Regions from separate parts of the Mus musculus genome. Here region 2 is linked to region 1. Evidence: chromatin loops called from intact Hi-C (ENCODE). Cell type or tissue: heart. All regions are shown on one strand. Each heading gives the region's core, and the rest is flanking DNA. Links, peaks and the distances in the headings are about the cores only. Region 1 has its middle 71 kb from the start of Gm51859. Region 2 has its middle 150 kb from the start of Gm12159.

Evidence for each region. Peaks named below come from ENCODE experiments on the same cell type or tissue, not always from the same donor. Only the 100,000 strongest peaks of a DNase experiment are listed, where the experiment ranks them.
Region 2: it touches region 1 in a loop (2.3-fold over the local background); 2 of 42 quality-filtered maps call a loop at or near these places.

Annotation. Positions count from the first base shown.
Region 1 is chr11:45,011,974-45,023,097 of GRCm38, forward strand. No RefSeq gene overlaps it. Among named protein-coding and RNA genes, the nearest start is that of Gm51859, 71 kb to the right of the region's middle. In heart, for the core only: no CTCF peak of the experiment used is centred there; a DNase peak (open chromatin) is centred at 5,748.
Region 2 is chr11:45,258,205-45,269,328 of GRCm38, forward strand. No RefSeq gene overlaps it. Among named protein-coding and RNA genes, the nearest start is that of Gm12159, 150 kb to the left of the region's middle. In heart, for the core only: no CTCF peak of the experiment used is centred there; DNase peaks (open chromatin) are centred at 5,937 and 7,337.

The DNA.
Region 1 (11,124 bases), core at 1,802-9,801:
GGTTTTACTTATGAGATACATTTTTATGGGAGCCTCTTTTGTGTTAAGTTCATAGACATGGCTAACGTTTTGACATGACATTGTCTTGTACGCAGTTCACACTCTGAATTTTACACACCCACACCCACACATCAGTACAAAAATAATCTCATATTTTAAGGAAGTTTTTGATTTTGTGAAGGGTAGCAATTTTGCTATTCTGGGGGCGGGCATGTGGCCCTCCATGAACCATAGATTAGACACCTCTTCAAGCTGAGAGCTAGGGATATGATGATATCATGTTGACTCACACATCTCTCTCACAGCTGCCTAGGGGAGACACAGCAATGACTCAAAGAGTCACAGCACACACTGTAACAAATGCCACTGGATCCCAACATGTCTGAGTGAATCTGTGGCACCAAGTCTACACAGACTCCACTAGCAAGCTCAATAGCCAAACTTAATGAAGCAGCAATCAAATGTCTTGCTTATATCCTCCAATGGCTATTAAAAAGAACCCAATTCTGCTTCAATACCGATTAGTGCTAATAATTAATACTGATAATTAATTCTTTGTTATTGGTCCCCTTGCTCCCCATCTTTGTTTCTTTATTCCACGTGGCGAAAGCCCTCTTTCTGTTCTTCAGGTGTTTTTATTGCTAACTTCTTCCTTCTTCACTCTTATTCACTGCTTGGTTCTTCATGACATCCCTTCTGGCAGCAAAGCTCCTTCCCCTTTAGCAGAGAAGGGAAAGGGGGAGACATTGTGCTAATCAAACATGATCTCCTGTGGCAGGACAACAGAGGGAAACAGACTCTTAATATTCAACTTTTAATAACATTTGACTTATTCTTTCTGTCTGTATTTACTTATCTATTAGCTTTATTATTTTCTTTAATTTTTTTCCTAGATCTTGATGGCTATTCTTCTTCTCTCTGGTCCAGTGATCTTGTTATTAAAGCATTCTTCTAATAGTAATTTAGCATAAATGTCTTATAGTTATTAAGCAAATTCAACTACATTGAACATCAAATACCCAAGGCTGGTAAAAATTACTTTCCAAATTATCCTTTATATACTAGCAAAATATTGTGGGTGGATGGAGGGACCAGAGAAATAGTTTTTTTGTTTTGTTTGTTTGTTTTCCTGTTTGCTTTCTAAAGGGTGAGAGAAAGAAGGTATGGAAATGGTGTGGAAATGGATGATCGGGGTAATAAGGAGGAGGATTTGGAAGAGACAAGGAAGCAGGAACCATGGCAAGAATATATTGAAATATATATATATATATATATATATATATATATATATATATATATATATATATATATGTATGGCTGCAGAGTCTATATAAACACACACTCACACACACACACACACACACACACACACACACACACACACATAGACATACATGGAGAATACCATAGGGTATTGAATAACCAATTAGAGTGTTCTTCCCTGGGGAAGATTGTTTTTCCAACTCTTACCATTCTTTAGTTGCTTGTCACTCTTTGTATAGGAGTGGGACTTCTCCCGTGTATGTTAGCATGTTGTCCTAGTTCAGCACATGTTTAGACAGTCATGTAGGTAAGACATTATGGGTATAGCTTCTGACATTCTTAGGAGACACAATCTCACACACAGCAAACTCTATGATCCTCTGGCTCTTAACATTTTTCTGTCTTCTCCAAAATGGTCCCTGAACCTTAGGTGCAGGAGTGGTATTATAGATGTATCCTTTGGGACTGGACTCTGTAGTGTGCAGTTTGATTGGTTGTAGATTTCTGGAATGGTCTCCATCTGTTGAGAAGAGAACTTTCTTTGATGTGGAGTACCAATTGCAGTTGTGGATTTAATGACAAATATTTAGGATATAGTTAGGGATTATGCTGGTTTAATAAAGTAGGCGTTGTAGGTTCTCCACTAAGATCCGTGGCTTTACCAGCCTAGGGTAAATTGATTAGTATTCCAGTACCAGGCATATCCTTCATGTTGAGTGGGTACTGAGTCCAATTAGAGAGTTGTTGGTTACCACCAAGGCATGTGCACCACTGTTGCACACGCTGAGTTAACACGCCATTCTAGCTGTGGTGGTTTACGGGCATCATAGCTGGGTAGAACTGTTGTTTGCATCATTTTGGAAGCTTGCATGGCACTTTCTGGTACCATGAAAGCTCGTCCCCAGAGAGGGAGCTTTCAAGCTCAAGGGCCTCTGGTTCTGTACCTGAATTGCATTGCATCTTCAAAAATAGGGACTTATGTTCTACCTCTGAAAGGGCAATCAAGGACAACAGTAACAACCTATAATGTTTTGAGGGTCTCTTGACCAACAACTCAAAAGAAGGCTTTTTTTTTTTTAAACCTGCTATTGGGATTTTTGTTAGTTTGTCTTTGGCTCTTGGAGAAAGCATTAGCATCCCAGAGATCAAAAATTATTTAAACTATATATTCTCATTTATGCATAAAATGGTGTATTACACGTATTTTTAGACAGTCAATGATTCTTAACTTTTTTCCAGCCACCCTTACTGGAAGTGCCCCCTTCTCCTTCTGTACTTATCTTTTCCTGCATCTCTAATTAAAGTTCCCTGTTTTTCCAATTGTCCTCTTCAGGTCACTATACTCTTTTATTCTCCTTTTCTGTTGTACCTCCTGGGGGTGGCAATGGTTCCTCTTCAGTTTCTTAGTTTTTCGCACCATGATCTCTTTCTCTATATGTTTGTTGTTGTGTGTAGAGAGGCTATTCATGTGTGTATGTTGATTCTGTGCTCTCTCACACTGTTGGCTTTGTTTAGCATTTCTAGAAGTGTCCTTAGTAGAATTTTGGGGATCACTAATGTATAATATGTCATCTATAAGTAGGGAGAGTTTGATGACTTCTTTTCCTATTTGCAACCCTTTAACTTTCTTTTGCCTTATTGCTCCAACTAGTGCCTCCAGTACATTATTGAAAAGGAGTGGGGAGGGTGGCCATCTCTGTCTCATCTCTGACGTCAGTAGAATTGCTTCAAGCTTTTCTCCATTTAGGATGACGTTGGCTGTAGATTCCTCATATGTTGCTTTTATTATGTTGAAGTGTGTTCTCCTGCTTCTATCTTTTTAAAAATAGTTTAAGAAAGACTGGCTATAAATCTTTGAAAATCTAATAAAATTCTGTTGTGGATCCATCTTGGCCTGGACAGTTTTAATTGGAAGGCTTTTCATTATTAGTTTAATAACCTTCTTTGTTATGGGTCTTTTTAGGTTTTTCTTTTTACTTTTTCTTTTGTTTAACTTTTGGTGGTTTGGCAGAATCTAGAAAGTCATCCATTTCTTTTGGGCTTTGTCTTTCCTGGGAATCACTCTGGCATCTATTCTCCTTTATTTTTTTCTCCTTAATTTCATTGAGCTGTTTCTTTGCGTCTTATTCAAGCTCTTTGAATTCTTCGATAAAATTTATAATTATTCTTTTAAATTATATGATCTCAGGTTCATCTTGGCAACTCTCAGCAAACATTTCTACATGTTTTACAGTACAAATATTACCTTAATCTTTAATCTTTTTATTTTTTTATGAGATCTCAGGATGTGGAGTTCTTAGTTCTGCATCTGATATGAGCAGAGCATGCTATGACAGAAGAGAGGATGTGCTGGTATTGGAGGTTGAAAATGTCTTAGGTGGAAGTAAGTAATATGGACAGAGGGGAAGAAGTTGGTGTGTAGGATGTGCGTCCTAGTCTAAGCCTGGAGTGTGGGAATACATCTTGCTGGATAGCTAGGTAGATTGTGGCATGGGAGAAGCCTGTGGGTTGTGGGGGCAGGCAGGTGTGTTTTAGAAGAAGCTTAGAGGTTGGCTGAGACACAGGCAGAGGTGGACAGACTAGATCAGGGCACTAGATATGGAACCCAGGCTAGATCTGGCAAGTTGGGGTGGGGTGGGGTGGTACATGGAAGGGAGGGGCAGACAGACTCATTGGGAAAGACCCTAGAGAAGGATGTACAGGATCTAGCTAAGTGGAGAAGTTGACCTGTTCTTTAAGAGCAAAAAGAGAAAGTCATGAGCATGACCTCTTCTTGTCACATATGAGAAAAGATATGAAGAAAACACGGCAAATTAAAAGAGCAAAGTTAGCCGCCAAGTGACTTTAGAAACGGTTTATCCAAATAGATGGGCCGATAATATTCACTATGAAAGTATGCATGTTCAGTTCTCATTGGGGCCATCTGGTAAAGGTTCAGTGACTTCAGATGAAAAGGAAGTACTCACATCACCATATAAACCCACAAAGTCCCCATTGGAACTTGAAGGCTTAAACACACACACACACACACACACATATACACACATCTTTATGTATATACTGTATTAAATATAGATATATACACATTCTAATGTTGGCTTTAACAAGAAATCACTCAAATTCTTAACCTTTAGTTATTTAAAAGAAACTGATGGTATTTGTGTTCAAAAATGTGCAGGATGATGTTAAACGATTCACAAATAAGCTCATTACCCAGCACACATTAGTCATCTTGACCATATTAGACATTGTATATGTATAAAGCATCACATATATAATGGATGTTAAATTAAATTATTTCCTGTTTCTTGCTATTATAATCTACCAGCATAATAAACATCTTAAATTAAAGACACTGAACTTGCAAGTCCTTTCTGCTTCATAAAGCCCAAAGGAAAACCATCCTTGGAGACCATTGGACCATCCCTAAGTCTCAGTTTTTACTTAACAAGAGAAAACTTCACAACATTGTCTAGCTAGATTTCCAAAGGTAAACTATGGCTGACACTCATCAGAAGCAAAAGCAAACAGTTCTTCCCACTACATCTCCAGACCACTTTCCTATCTTATTATATCACTATACTGCTTAGCGTCAATGAGGATACCAGGCTATCAAAGTCAGGAAATGAAGGGACTCATTTAGAAACTGGCACATGCTGGGGGTGCTGACTCGGGCCATACGTTTATCGTTTATCGAGTGAGGACTCATTACTCCTGCCAAAGGTAGAAAGAAGAATTGGGTGAGAATCAAACAACTCAGGAATACAAGGAGAAGAAGAAACAGACTTTGTTTTTGTTTTTGCTTTTGATAAATGGCCCTTAGAGTATAATCCTACTAGCACTATCCTAGTTGGAAAAAAATACCAATATTGCAGGATTCAGTGAAATTATTTTAGAGTAAATTTAGATGTGATTAATACATTTATGAGATGGCCAGGATGAAGCAGATGAGGGGACCCATAGTTTGCATTCCAGGTGAAAAAAATTCTTGAAATAACCTACCATTTATTTATCAACTGACTCATCCAAATAGTTTAGTGAATAGAGTAATCCTAGGAGCTCGTTGTCATGGAGGAAGAGATAATCAGGAACTAAAGGAAATAAATAAATATACATCAACTCCATGTTGTGAAGAGCCTGGTGAGAGAAAGTGCCAAGACATCTCACACACACACACACACACACACACACACACACACACACACACGTAAAAATAACTTTTATTGTCTTGTAGTAATTGCCACATCAAAGGCTTACTGTTTCATTTTGCTAGCCTAGGCCTAGTTATGGACGTTCCTAGCCTCTGTACAATGTTATCTAGGCCTAGAATGTTTTCAGCCTCTGAGATTTGCTACTGAATAAGCTCACCCCTTCCTAGCTCTTTCTGGCTTCTGGATGACTGGTCAACAAAGCTGTTCTGGCTCAAACTTCTCTACAAGCTGACTGATTCAATCTGGTTGCGTTCTTGGCCTCTGACTTTTTTCTCTGCTTGGCCTCTAACTCTGGACATCTGTTCTAATCTGGCTCCATCTCATTCTTTGGCGTATTCTGTTTTCACCTGTGTCTATCTTGTTCTCTCTTCAACCTGTTTCTGTAAAACTCTCCTAGTAAAGATGCCTCCTTCTTCTGCACCACACTCTCTTAATCAGCTTCCTTTCCCCTCTCTTCTTGTGAGAATTGGGCAGATCCTATTCTGTCAAATCTTTCTTTGATTCATCACTCTGTCTGACACCCAATTAGATATCATTTTTTTAAACATGGCTGCTTCCTTCTAAAAACTAATTTTACCTTCACTATTTGGAATTAAAGGTATAAACTAAGGGTGTGTCTGTATTCTAGCCAGAGGGATTAAAGGTGTATGCCAAGGGCTGAGTCACATCACAACTAGAAACAGGTGCTTTTCAGTAAATAACACAATCTCAGGGCTCATAGTGTGATGAAAAAAAGTGTGTGTGTGTGTATGTATGCATGTATTCATGTGTGGAGAGCATGATTCCCCACCCAGTGGTAAGTACTAAATGATAGTAAGAGGTGACTGAATTGTAAGATATTCATGGGTGGGTTGACCTATTTTTAAATTTGTAGCTGAATGTGTTCGGGAGCTCCCAGGCCTAGAGGGAGACTGTAGGCCACTAAATTTACCTTTGAAGGATGTCTTTTGCCCCAGAACCTTCTCCATGCTTCTTGGCTGCTCTGAGATGGACAGCCTTTCTCTACCACAGACTCTCTGCTATGATGCTCTGCTTTGTCTCATGTCAATAGTTACCAGGCCAAGAAACCACTGAAACCTTCATAATCATGAGCCAATTTTTTTTCCTCCAAAGTTTTCACCTCAGACATTTTGCTGCAGTGGCAGACAGCTGTGTTAGGGTTGGCTAGATGGCTTGAGATCATCTCTGGAGCTTAGGGGATACTATGCAAGCACAGAGGCCAGAGTCCGATCTTTGACATTTGTCTTACATCTTATGTTCAAGGAATGACCCATGGGTAAAGCAACTTCCAGGAAGCTTCTTGAAACACCTACACATGGAGCAGATCCAAACCTATAGTCCAGGAGATGAACTCTTTACGTCTTTTGTCTAAAACAGTTACCCAGCCACCCTTGCTGATCTGCTATTTCTCAGACCTCATACCCTGCAGATTAACTAACACTCAATGTTGTAGTAAGCCACTGTGCTATGGGATGCTTTTATAAAGCAAGAGCCATTTAGATGAGCAAAGAAAACTACAACTAGGTCCACTTGGAAAAAAATGTAGAAAGGCATTTTAAAGATTCATTTATTTTTATTTTAGGTGTATAACTGTTGCCTGCATATAATGCACACCACAAGACACCTTGATGTCCAAGAAGGCCACAAGAGAGTGTCAGATCCACCTTGAACTGGAATTACAGGTGGCTGTGAGTCACTACGGGGCAGGGATCATCTATGAAAGCAGCAAGTGTTCTTAACGAATAAGCCATCTCTTCCGCCCTTGTATGAAACGTTTTGCTTTAAAATCGAGTGGTAGCGGATAGAGAAATCACAATAGAGTGTTAGGAAACTGTGGTATGTATTATGAATTGGAGATGATATGTTTTATCACATGTTGCTGCTGGCATATATAAAAGCAAACATGTATCTGAAGAACGGGAGGCTATTTGGAAATGGCATGTCACAAGGCTTTGGAGCTTGCAAGATAACCCAGGTAGTATAATGCTTGCCTTGTAAGCACAACAGAGTTTGATCTTCAGAGCCCACATGAGAAAACACAGTGTAATGAAGCTTACTTGTAATCAAATGCTAAGGAGGCAGAGAGAGGAGGATCACTGGGCTTATAGCCCAGGCTACTTAGAAGGTTTAGAGCCAATGAGAGACTATTTTAAGGGAAAAAAGTGAATGGCAATTGTGGAATGACATGAGGTGGGCTTCCATATGGATGTTTATATACTTATTGGTACACATATGTGCTCAAACACAGTCATAAAAGTTTTAAAATCACCATTGTGTCTAGAGAAAAGAGGTTTCTTCCTTCCTTCCTTCCTTCCTTCCTTCCTTTCTTTCTTTCTTTCTTTCTTTCTTTTTTTCTTAAGAACCATACTATGTTTTTTAACATATAGAATGCCCACAAGTTGGAAACCATACCCGAAACAGTGACCAGGATCAAGGACCAGTGGATTGTCAGATAGGTCACAGGCCCTAGGGAGACCCCCTCCCCCGTGGTTATTTTTGCCAAATGAGCACAGTGTTAAACTGTCTCCTAATAACATAGAATGATATCCATAGGTCAAGGCAGATACCCGACATGTTTTCTGAGAGCTGTATTGAAAAATATGAGACCATCCTGGCCTAGAAAAGAGTGGGAGTACTGGAGATGTAGAAACGAAATCAGAATGATTCCAATTTCTGTCCGTGCAAAAGAGGACGAGACAGTTGCTCATCTGTCGAGTCTGCTGAATCCTTCCTCTGCCCCTGCAGATGTAATAAGGGGACAGCATAAAGAGACACAAGACCCCCAGAGGAATGAGCCAGGAGTTGTGTAATATCCTTATCTAAGGACCCACTTTACGAAAACAGTTGCTCATTGAGCACCAATCCAAGGAAGACTTCTTAAGTATATATTGCTGCTAAGGCTATCAATATAGGTCAAGTTAATGATTACTAATGTGATAAGGATTGATGGGGTCTCCTCAGCTGTAAGGAGTAACATCCAAGAAGTACCTAATGATTTTTCTGGACACTTTGTACCTAAATTTCCTTCTATATTTTGGGTCTCTCAAGACAAAAATAATTTCCTTCACCTTTGCAGTAAGATGTGATGGGTGGTGGAGAGGCGTGGTGGGAAAAACTCAGACTTGTTTTTTTCCTTCAAGGAAGCATCATCTAGCTAGAGAGGCAGACACAACTTTGGTCATGCATGGGACTCTGGAAGGCAGGGAGCCAAAAGGACAATGAGCTAAAGACCTACCCGGGTGTGGAGGAACAGTAGGGGCTCCCTCAAAGGGAAAAAATGGAGTTCCAGCTGATACTGGAAAGATGCATTGGGTGAAGAGAATATTCCAGAGGATGAGTATCACATATCAAGGACCCGTATGACAGAATATCTGAGCCAGCAGTAAAAGATGAGGTCAGCTGGCCGGCACAACTCAAACCCCCAGTCAGCCTTCTGTAGACTGGGGGTGGTGAGTGTTTGCTTGCTGGCTTTTAAATTTTTTTGTTAGCAGACAAATAAATGGGTTCTATTATGACATTTAAACACACACACACACACACAAGCACACACACATTCATTGCTCATATTTATTCTTCTCACTACTCTCTCTCTCTTTCTCTCTCTCTCATCTCTTCTCCCAGTAGCTAGGGATTTTTATTTAAAGATTATAAAGAATCCATTGAAAAGTGGATCAAGAATTGTATGACCAATTTCCAAGAGTCCCAGGCAGACACTATTAGCTGATACCAGGGCACTGGGAAGGTGGATCTCGAAGCCTTACTCCTCCAACAACCACCACATCAGAGTGTGCTTTGCATATGATGTCTGGGATCCCACGTGTCATTTGTAACAATTTGTAACACCTTCACCTTTCCACGAAACAAATTATGTCTTAAATAATATCATTTAGATCATACATAGTTTGACATTTATTTTATTTCAGCCATCATTTTTGGTCAAGTAGAGCCCTGACAGACACAGCAGGTGAACCTTAATGGCTTAGGGGATAAATAGAAAGCTAACAGGATCATACCCATTAGCTAATGGATCACTAAGCAGTGGGGACTAGTTCTACCCCAGTGCACTTAGCCCAGGGATGCCAGGAAGTTTAAACACAACAAGCAAACACTCTAGCTTGTACCTCACAGGCCCAGGGGATGGGAGCTGAAACTCAAATATGGCTTCTCTGATAGACAGGTGAGTGAATGTGGCTATCATTATGTAATCACACACCTTAGGATTTATTTATTATTGACTACAAAGCATGCTCTAGAAATATAGTGGAGGCATTTGACCTGCTAGGTCAGTGCGTTTGTTGGTGATAACCTGGCAGACAGAGGGATCCTAATGGAAGATCCAATCAAGTACCCTGTTTTGCTCACTCTATTTGTGTCTCGGTGACTCATGGGAAAATATATGGGCCTGACATTTTTGTTCTGTAGAATGCTTCACAGTGTGGTAAATTAGCCAGCCACTCTATGTGTTATGCTGGGACCTTTTTTTCCACTGTTTTCTTTTTTAAATCAGTTGTTTCAGATATATGTGTCTCATTAGCATCTGGGTACTGCAATCACTTTTTAAAATCTCAAATCTTATGGTTTTATTGAGCTATTAAAGAGCTTGATTTATGGATGATATGGCCAGTAAAAGAACCTAAAGCCATTGGATAAAACCTACAGATGGATAGAAGGAAAACACCTACAAAGAAGCCCCAGAAACACATAGAGAAGAGATGCCACTGAGAACCAGTGCCAAGACAAGCTGCTCTGCCTGAAACTCAAGTTCATCTCCTGATTCATGCTGTGACTATAATCTACTGTCTTTACTCTATAACTCCTTGACCTCTGACACCATAAGGATATGCCCACTGTTGTCCACACAGAATTCCCTGGAAGCATCACAAGAAAGTGTTAGACAGTAGCAAAAGCCAGGATTCTTGCCAGCACTCATCTGCCTGTCTGCCTGTCTAGCATCTATATCTATTATTTATCACTATAACTATCATCAAGTTATACTCTATCAACTATTTATCTATCATGTCTATCTCTCTACCTATCATCTATATTTAACTACATCTATCATCTATTCCTATATCTATTGTCTATCAACTACTCATCATCTATCATGTATCAACCCAAATCTAATTTTTCAATCATCTTTCCATCTCTAGCATCTATCCTGTATCAATTCACTTATCCTTCATCTACTATCTATCTCTCATCTTTCATTCGTCTACCTACCTGTCAATTTACTTGTCTATTTCCATATCTACATGTCTATCTACCTATCTACCCACCTACCTTCCGATCCATCTATCTACCAGTCATCTGTGTCCCTATATATTCATGATCTCTGAGCAGGCTTAAACTTTAAAAATACAGTATATATAAATTATAAAAAACAATTTATTTTGAAGTTTCCTGTTCCTCCTTTCCACTGCTCTGCACCTTCAGTGAGGCAAACACAAGGTCCCTCTCAGCCAATGACTTACCACCTCTGTCCATCCCTCTTCATATTCTGAGCAGCTTTCTACACATCTTTTTTCCTTAGAGGGAATGGGGCTCTGGCGGAAACAGAAGACGAATAATAAAACAAGTAAAGGAAGCATTAATATTTACTACGTGCGAGGTGTTTTGCACACATGCGTTCATCTACACCTCTTAACAAGAC
Region 2 (11,124 bases), core at 2,194-10,193, 250 kb after region 1:
TGCCTCAGAGGTCCTCAGAGGCACTAAGGAGCGCTCAGCTCTGTAGCTCAGTTCCACATTTCCTTGCGTGTGAATATTTATTTTCAGGCTCTTCCCTGTGAACTGGGGACTGAGTGCAAGGTGCGACTTTCCCTCAGTTTCTCCTCTCAGGAGGAATAAAAACATGTCTTCCTGTGGAGTTGCCTGAGCTTTCTTCTAGGAGATTAACTACCTCACTGCTGTGTTGAGGAAGAATGGTACAGGTCTCTTCCTGCTCAGCAGGAAAGAGGTAGAGAGAGGGCAATGTCTGCCTTCACAGGCTGCTAAGAACTGATTTTCTTTTCTCTTCTCTTCTCTTCTCTTCTCTTCTCTTCTCTTCTCTTCTCTTCTCTTCTCTTCTCTTCTCTTTCTTTCTTTCTCTTTGATGTATTGTTTATGCAAATTTTTTTTCTTTTTTGGAAATTTTTTTATTATTTATTTTTTTCTCATTAGATATTTTATTTACATTTCAAATGTTATCCCCTTTCCTGGTTTTCTCTCCAAAATCCCCCATCCTCTTCCCCCTTCCCCCTGCTCACCAACCCACCCACTCACTCCTGCTTCCTGGCCCTGGCATTCCCCTACACAGGGGTGTAGAGCTTCACAGGACCAAGGGCCTCTCCTCTCATTGATGACCAACAAGGCCATCCTCTAAGAGCTGATTTTCAAAGGCTACTGCACGTCCAGGAGCCATGGCCAGGCCCTTGGTAGACCAAAGTAACAAAGACAATTGCTTGCCCTTTGGACACTGAGCCATGGCTCCTACAGCCTTGTGCTTTTCCATCATCAAAACTTATGTGCAAATGTTAGCTAAGATATAAAACAAAGTCAGCAGCATTTTCTCTTGTCCAAATCCACAGACTCTGAAAGGTAAAGATGGACTGCTCTGAACAAATGTTGAAGAGTATAGGATCTCCTCCATCATTAGTATTCACTAACACAGTATCTCCTCTGCCATGACTATCCTGACTCCAGCTGCCTCTCCTCATTCCTGTGGCTTGCAGCGACCATTAGAGTAAAAGCCAAACCTGAAAGTATGCTTTGGCTGATCCTGGTCCCCTATCCCTTTCCTCTCCTAGGCACAGGTTCAGCTTTTCCCTTCAATCTCTGCTCAATTCCCCTTTACCTATGGTCCCTGATGATCCAGTCTGAAACTGTACTCTGTCTCTGACCTTTTGAATCTGGCTTCCTTTTCCTTCCCAGGACTTGGAACCTTCTGGCACATGGTATATCTGCTAGTTATCTGTTTTATTTTCCCCATCAGAATGCGATGTGCAAGTGTGCAGACTCATGCCTCCATGGGTAACTCACATCTAAAATCCATCATCTACTCAGAGAGAAGTTGATGCTATGCTAGCCTAATGGATGAGCACATGGTTCTGTAAGATCGAGGTTGTTCCTCATACATGTAGGATATCTATAAAAAGAGATGGAGAGAGCTGAGATACTCTGATCTATAAAATACTTGCTGTGCAAGCATAAGTACCAGTATTCACATCCCCAGTACTCATGTAGAAATCTGGGCTTGGCAGCATCAGTCAATAATCTCAGCACTGAGAAGGCAGAGACAGAATGGTCTCCAGAGCTTACTGTGTCCAGAGAACCTAGCCAAATCATTGAGCTCTGGGTTCAATAAGAGACCATGTCTCAAAACATACGTAGGCATGTGATTAAAGAAGACACTTGGTATTAATCTCTAACTTCCACACACCCCATAGATGGATGTGCATACACAGACACACATGAACCTGTACACTCATATATGCCACGTGGAGACAGACAAGAACCTCAAATGTACTCAGTCTCTAGAACCCCAGCTTAAACCTAATATCCTGCACCCCAACTCCTCTTAGTCTTTCATTCAATCATTTATCAACAATGTTCATCAGTTTGCTAATAATGTATATGGATTCTAAATAAACTAGGGGAAAGACTAGGGAATGGGGTTGAGGGTGACTTCCATCAGATGACTGAAAGCCAAACAGAAAACGGAAATAGTCACGACAGCAGCAAGCATCCAGCCTTCCAGAGTTGTATACTGAGGAGCATACTGTCTGAGGCATAATCTGTTATATGTCTGTCCTCTTTTCAGAAGTCAACAAAATAATATCCTCCCTTTAAGAAGAAATTAACAATTACCTGTAAATATGATACAGAACTTATTACACACACACACACACACACACACACAGAGAGAGAGAGAGAGAGAGAGAGAGAGAGAGAGAGAGAGAGAGAACCCTGGGTAGCCTGTGTCCTCAGTCTCACAGCCAAGAACCTCATGATTACTGACTGGCTCAAATACAGGAAATGTGGAAATGCTGTCTACTGCACTGCTATGCTACCCTATGGCCAAAATGAAAGCTCCACTTCCCTACCTCCTGTGTATGCTCACATTAGTACGTGCTTGTGTAGACTCGTGGAATTCTCACAAGTATCTTGCAGTAGACACTTAACCTCCCATCTTGAGAGTGAGAGAGATTCAGAGAACTTGCTTTAAGTAGCTCAGGTGCTAAGAGGCCATCCTGAGATTCAGAGCCAAGGGTTAAATGCTCCCAGAACAAATCTTTCTTCTAGAGTCTTCTAATCCTGCTCCACAGAGATATGGTCATTGTCAACATTGTTCAGTGTCCCCTGCTGTTTCCCGGCTCCTGGATTTAGTAAATTTTGCTCATAGAAGAATGCTTATAATCTCTACATTCTGATGATGTATTATTATGTAGCCTTACAGAAAAGCCAGCTATACAGTTAAAAACAAACCAAGCCAGAGGAGGTGATTCAGTGAGTAAGATACTTGCTGCTGTGCAAGCAGAATATTAAGTTTGAAGTCTCAGAGCCCATGTAAAACTCTGGTGTCATAGCACATACTGGCATTCCCAGTGCTATGGCAAGGTGGAAGGTGGGAGGCAGAGACTAGGGAATGCCTGTAGGTGCACATAGCCTGGAACAACAAACAGACCCTGCCTCAAACAAGGCAGGAGGTGAAGGCAAACATCCAAGACCTGCATGTGTGTGCTATGACATGTAACTGACCACACTTACACAGAAAAATGCACACACACACACACACACACAGAGAGAGAGGGGGGGGGGAAAGAGAGAGAAACAGAGACAGAGAGAGAAACAGAGACAGAGAGACTGAGAGAAAGATAATACATACATACAAACAGGATTGGAAGGAGGTTATGGCAAGTGATTAGTGGTTAATACTGGCCTCTCCCTCACTTTGCTGGCTCCTCTGGTGGCTGGATAGGGAATGAAGAAGTCTTTCTCTTGAAGACTCCATCACTGACTTTCTAGGTGACCTGGGCAAATCATTTAATGTCACACACTTCCCTTGCTTTATCGGTAAGATGAGGCCGAAATAATACTCAGCTGCCCCACACGGGGACAAAGATTCATATAAAAGTCAGCCTCCTAAGATGAAGCGACACAGACAGGAACATGGGGGTTTTTATTACTACAGGCAGAAGTTCATGGAGGGAAATGAAAAAGGGGAGGGCCTCTAAATTTTCTGTGACAGGATTCAGCTGCCCTCGACCATCACTGCCAGGCAAAATTTTGTACTTTATCTACTTCCCCCTAAGAGAGAATAATCGGAGGGCTCAACCTGCAGTGTCTCCTCCATCCAGGCTCAGTGTTTGTTTCCCAGCATGCTCATGGAGGGATAGAAGTGAATAACAATAGCATCAGCAAGGATGTTGAAGACTACTGCCGTTGAGAACAGATCTGCAGTTTAGAAGTGCTTTTATGAATGTCGTTCATTTGAGCTCATTTCGAACCATCCATGGTTGATTGATCACTGCCTCCACTGTATCCCAAATGGGAAACTGAGGCTCAGGAGGCTGGGAAGTGGACCTAAGGGCAGTGAGGAGACTCACATCCAGCTTTGACTTTTCCTCCAGCAACTGTTCTACACATGAGGCCAGCTCACGCTGATGAGGTGTATCAGTTGTTAAACACATTAGCCCCGAAACAGTCCCTGTTGTAAAATAGTCACCTTGAGAACAGATCCTTTCCCATGTACTGTGATTACTCAGTCAAGTTTTATTTCCAAAGACTACAAGATTTTTTTTTTTCATAAAATCCCAGGACATCGTATGCCAGAACGTTCACTCAACTTTCCCTCCCCGTCACTGGGTTTGGAACTGGGAATCATGTTCTTGGTAATTTTTTCCAGCAATGAAGTTAACAGAATTCGCTGTCAGAGCCTCCTCTCCCTTTTCATTACTTTTGGATGCAAAGGAAGCATTTGAACAGGGGTGAAAGAAGAGGCCGGCCAAGCAGGCAGATGGGATGAAATTCAGGAACCTTGGAACAGCTCAGCTATCTGCAGTCCGTGCATTCTAAGCCATATGTACAGTCCATGTGAATCACGAGAAGAAATCAACAACTCCATCCATTTTTGCATGGGTCTGTCTCTCCATCCAGATGAACCGATCCTTGCAGGATAATTGGTGTCTGTAACTTGTCCCAATTTCTGCTTTCCTGAAGCATGCTTAGTTTTATTTGCTTAGGTAGTCAGAGGCTTTTCAGGAAGTTGTGGGATGCAATCACAGGATGTAATTCTATTCATGTTAATTTGGAAAGGTATCTTTATTTTTTTTTCCAGGTCTAGGATTCCTTTAGAATCTGCACATATGCTGACTCCACTGTATAAACCACTATCTTACTACTCCAAACTCAAAAAGCCAATACCTGATCACTCAACAATGTATGATGCACAGTGGTTACTTACGTCCTAGAAAAATTCTCTCTTGACCCTTGAATCATAAAAGAAAAATCTCTTGCCAGACTTGCAGGAAGCTTACTTATTTCATGCCACTACCCCATTTTTCCTTCCTTCCAATGAACACACATTGACTCTCCATTTCCCAAACCTGGTCGAGACTTGTGGGTGGAGTAGTCTAAACAGTCCACTCTGGACCCTACGTAGAGAAGGCAGCCATGCATCATAGAGTACTCTGCTGTCACTGTGTTAAAATTGTTTTGACTAAAACTGTTTTATTGTCACTAATGTGTGCATGTTTTGCTTGCATGCTCACCTGTGCATCATGCATGCATATGAAAATAAAGATACATTCGTGAATTTAGCTCTTGCCTTCTACCTTCAAGTAGATCCTAGGAACTGAACACATGCTGTCTGACCCACTAAGCTATCTCATCTGCACAAAATGTTTGTGCAAAGTTTTGTGCGATGACTGAGGAGAGGTGCAGGCAGTGATGGGGATTGAACCCAGTACCTCACAAATGTAAGGCTAGGGTTCTACCAGTGAACTATATGCCCAACACACTGTTGTTGTTGTTTTGTAAAGGAATGTGAGTTTATAGCTTTACTGGGCCTTGAAAAACATGAAACTATTCCACACCCCGAGAATGGAAGCCACATGAGGGCTGGGTTACTTGTATATCTTGCACACAGAGAGTTCCTACAAAGGCGCTTATAAGCATTCCATAAATGAAGGAAGGAAGCCCAAGATGCTTGATTGAGGAGGACCACCTGTTTCTAAGCCATGGAACACAGAATGATGCCTCTTGATTTCTGTTGCCAGACCCTGAGTTCTGAGTTCAATATCCCAAAGGTGAGTTAGAGGTCTAGGTCATTGTTTAAGGAAGGGGAGCTTGCAAAAATTTAAAAAATAAAATAAAATAAACCTCCCCTCAAAACCCAAAAAGCCTTCTAACAAACAAAACAAACAACAAAAAACAACCAGAAGAAAGGAGGGACCTAAGAGCCTAGCTTTCAGAGAGGCATGTCCAAGGCCACTGAGAGATGAGGCATGCATGATCTGGCTGGAGAGCAACTCAACTCCTGCCTCCTGCCTCCTGCCTCTTGATCCACCAGAGAGAATTGTTCATAATGTGAGCCAGGCTGCTGAGGGAGTTTTTGATTTGCAATCTACTGTTCCATGTCCCTCGGGTCTTGTACAAGAGCAGCCCAGCTGTGGGCCCAGACACATCCCAGGCCTGTCAATGGATTTCCCCAGCTGCTAATCCTAGCTTTTGAGCTCCAACAGTGGAGCTGAGGGTGTGGCAGCCACACTCTGGAATTGTTCATGCTTTGTCCAGGGAGGAGAGGAGAAGAGAGAAGCCGGGGCCTGAGAAGCATCAATTCCACCAAGAGATTCTTTGTGACATCGGAGGCTAATTAGAAATGGAGAAGTGCTTGATGAAATTGTTCACAAAGCAGGGCCTGAGGAGATGGCTCAGTCAGTAAAATCATTTGATGCACAAACATGAGGGCCTGACTTCCAGTCCCCTGTGACCCATGCAAAAGCCAACCATGGCTGGGCATATCTGTAATGCTATTCTTTGGGGAGAAGGAAACAAGAGGATCCTGGGAGATCACTGGGCACATGACTTTTTGAAACAGCAAGCTTCAGGTTCAGTGGGAGACATGTCTCAAAGAAATAAGGTAAAAAGCGATAGGATAGCAAGCTTCCTTCTCTGGCCTCCATATCCACACATACTCATACACTCATGCATTAACACATGTATGCTACACTTACATGTACACATACATACATACACACACACATACATACACATACGTACACAAGAAGAGTTTTCACACTAAGGGCATACAACTGAACACAAGAGTTCAGCAGAGGATTTTATGGTTTGGGAGATTATTATTTTTCATTGATAATATTGATCACCTTCAGCCCACACAGATTTAATTGTCTTGTCAATACACCCTCATTAATATTCTCTTTAGGGGCTTCATGGTAATATGCACATTCCTTTCCATAAATGTGTTTATGATTAATTCTAAAGAAAGAGAGGTTCTGAGAAACAATGCATTTGGGTACAAGGCTATTCTCTCTGGCCTCTACTTATCAGCCTCACTATTTATTAAAATGATAACTTGTGGGCAGAAAACCAAGCTGAGGTCTTTGGGGAGAATGGACAACTTGGGTCGTGAGGAAAGAGAAACAAGGAAAGTTAAGCCAGCAAATAGTATTTCTTGAGACCACATGGAGAAAAAGCACAAAATGGAAAGGGGGGGGGGAGGGTGTCTGTATCATGTCCAAATTTCAGTCATTGCCAAAGTTTGCAAAATATCTTTTCATTTAGAAGTGCTATGATTTAATGGCAAAGGAGGACATTTTGTTGGAACGCCCAGCGTAACAAACACTTTTCTCTCCACTTAACAGTGTTCCCCTGGCTTCGTCTCATGGAGAAAATAATAATTTGGATGTTTTGAATTATAGCAGTAATACTAAAGGCACTCTGGGCCCACCCAAATTCCCAGCACCGAACATGGCATCGGAGCACTGGAGAATGAAGCGGGGCTGTATGAAACAGCAAGCAATGGTTGGTTTGGGGACAGGGATCATAGTTGACTGTGGGCAAAGTTCTCTGCAGCCTCGCATTCTGAGCCCAGGGCTGGGGCGAGAGAAGGCTCTCCTAGCTGACAAGAGTCCTGGGGCTCTGGACTATGAACAAGTTCTGGAGAGAACGTGAGCCTGCGCATCTGGAGGTGCTGGATCCCCTCCGAGCTCTGCCACTAATGAGCCTCGTGACCTTGAGTAAATCTGCTATCTTCTGTGGCCTCTCTCTCTCTCTCTCTCTCCCTCATCCCTGCAATCACTGACACTTAGAACTGCAGAGACCCCGAGAGATCAAATGGGTGTGCGTTTCCCCTGACTGTGTTCAATCACATTCACCTTCCCTATGTTCCGCTTTTATTACCCTTCCCTTTCATAAGTCTAGCTGCCAAAAGAAAGAGTATGTAGAAACAATACGTAGAAGCTGAACGGTGATCATAAAATAAATGCAACTGAAACAAAACCTTCTTACTGAACAGGAGCCAGAGAAATGTTGGCTGCCTGGGAAGACGATAGATGCGAAAACCAAACTAGTGAGACTCGCTGAGATCTGAGCCAGTGCCAGGTCTTCTATGCAGTGCTGATTGCCACTGCTCTAGGAAGAAGCCCCCACCATCTTCCTCACTTTGGAGAGCAACTGACTGAGAGGCCGGAACATTAACTGGGATGGTTCCTGACTTTAAAAAAAGATATTTAAAGTTTGTATTGTACAGGCCAGCATGAATCTAAGACACTGTTTTTCACATAATCAGAAAGATTAAAGAAGACTTTAAAAAAATAAGAATAACACTGTTGTTACAAAGAATGTCTCATCTGATGCCATGAGTTTCTTCCACCCACCAGCATCGCCCAGTGTTCCTTAGAGTTATAGCCGAGAAGAACCATCGATCTTTGAAGAGGTGGAAAGTACACTGTTGGCCTCTGTGGTATTCAGCCCACCACGCACTTCCTCTGAGAGTTTTACTGTTTTCTCTTGTCTGCCGGAGCAATGCCTGCTGGAATTGTGAGCATTACCTCCGCATAAGCCATCCCAGGTCTCCCTCCTCGTGCCAGGGGCCAGAGGTCACCCTCTCCTAGGTACCTCATTCCTGTGGACACTTCAGGTCCAGGACTCTTATATGAGATGGCGCTACCTTTAGTCATAACCGACTTCTTGGCACAACATGTAAAACCTTTTCTAAGTGTCCCATAAATTAACACAAGATTTAAGCATACTATGAAGGAAGAGACTGTTTCTGAAGCAATGAGTTGAGGCTAGAGAAATGGGGCAGAAGAAGCAGAGCTGGTCACGAAATCATGAAGACCTGGGCTCCTATCTCCACAACCCATACAGAGCTAGATGCCATAGGGCAGCATGCGCCTGTAATCATACCATTCCTATGGGAAAATGGGGCCAAGGATCCTAGAAGTCCATGGGCCAACTAGCCTGATGTACAGTGGTGAACAGGAGACCCTGTCTCAAACAAGGCGAAGAAAGAGGACAGACACCCAAGGTTGTCCTCTGATCGCCACACTCATTGTGGCACTTACACATCCACATCTACATATACAAAGACACACACTCATGTATATGCACGTCATACAAATGGAGAAGAATAAAAACAAATAATAAAGATCCACTTATTTATCACCTTAAAGCAAGATGCTGAGTGCAAATGCTTTCTCCTCTAGCCCCTTCTGGAAGTTCTCTCATCGATGGTTATTCTGAAAATGGCTTCTGAAGGCAAGAATCTGATGAGCTTAGGTTTCTCACGATTTCTTTTCCAGGGGAATTTATCTGGAGTAAATTTAGAGGCCTCTTGTTCCTTCAGTGACTCACAAGGCATTCTCACGAGGGCACTAAAACCCTCGTGTACTTCAGTAGCCATTAACACCAGGAAGGTATTTTAAGGTGCCAGTGAGAACCAGCTCACCTGTAGGGTTCCACCTTTCATTTTCATTGGGTAACACCTTCACTTACAGTTCTTTGCCCACTTTCTCCTCCTCCGATTTCAAGTTTTCTTCTTCTTCCTCAAGAGTCAGCTAAACTGCCTTGTATCCTGACCACCATTAAGTATTATAGGCCATGTCTTTAAAGCAATGGGCAGTGGTACACATAACTTCCTCAATTCTAAAGTGGGTGGTATTTTAAAAGTAACAAGAGCCACAAAAGCAGAATTTACACATTCAGATATTCTTTTGTAGAGGATCACCTCTGGTTCTGTCTGACTTTTATAAGTTCTTCCTTGGAGCTAGGTAGGTGGTGGACACCTCCAATCCCAGCACTTGAAAGGCTGGGACAGACGAAACCCTGGTATCTGTCAAGCCTGATTACCTAGCTAGACACTGCTGGCTAGATCGGCTTTGTCTATTGTTGTTTGACTTCTGCTTACAGATCTAGAGAAACAAGAGAAGGCGCCGCCTAGTGAGCTGCTTACAGAGCTTTCTAGTTCTGTCTTGGATTCGCCCCACCCCAAGAAGGCCTTTCCTGTGGTTAAATCGAAATCTCTCACTCTCTCACTTCCAAGGGCCATTTCCACTTCCACTCAATCGTGTGTCCTTAGCATGAACTGGTTTCTCTTCAAAAGGAACGCTTCTCTCCCACGGAATGTAACATGCTTTCTCAGGGCTCCCTCTCCTAACAATCAACCCTCCAAATCTCCAAGCATCATGAGAACCATATCTCTGGCGATGCTGGAAGAATTATGCATAACACAGGCTTCTGGTGCTGGGGAAGTAGGTTAGTGGTTAAAGTGCTTGGTAAGTGAATTAGAGAACCAGTGTTCATGTCCCCAGAATCCAAGTCAATTGTTACGTAAGTATGGTGGCTCACTTGCAATTCAAGTCTCAAACAATCTGTGGAATATGCTAGTGAGACTACGTGTGTCAGTGACTCCCGGTTTGATTGAGAGACCCTTTATCAATTCATATGGCAGAAGAATGATCTAGAAATGATTCTCAACATCTGACCTCCGCATGCATATGCATGCACACTAACACACATGTGTACCCACACACATGCAAAACCGTGAGTATCCATAGATACAGACAGCACACATACAAACATACACACACATCCATGTATACATACACCTGTGTGCACACATATACACATGCTCACACATGATAAGTGAAAAAAGAAAAGAATATTCAGGTTTCTGAGGCATTCTCTCTGGTCTCAAATGTGGACTCTTCAATGTGGTAAGATCGCTGAGCCTCAGTGTCCTCATCTGTAAATTGGGTATGTTTATAACAAAAGTCCCTCAAGCATCTCCTGAGGACACTACATCAAACGAGAGATATAACATTTATGAAGCCAGTATTTGGTTAGTATTCAAACATGTGCAAAATTAAGGTTGCAAGGGGAAGAGACAGCTCATGTGGAACCAACAGATTCCCAGACCAAATCGCCTCTGTTGAGGAAGCCTCACTGGAATTAGTTTAAGAGAGGACTAGTCTCCTGTTCCCTAATGGCTCCTCTTGGGCTGTGGTCTTTAGCTCTTCAGAGAACATACATGTACATAAATTGCCACCAAGCCTATAATTTCACATATTATATGTTAAAAATAAATTTCCTGGAAGTACAAACACAGCCATGTAGTCATCCTTCTCACACTCTCTGTAGACTATTTGGCCCAACAGTTTTACACATAAAGGTAAGTTTAAGCCTTGATCCATTAGCCACCCTTCTTAGCCCTGCGTCATCTTTCCATGGGATGATTGACACTTTTTCCTTCATAAGGATCCCTGATAACAATTAAAACATGTTCAAGGCCAAGGACAGAGCCCTGTGGTACTA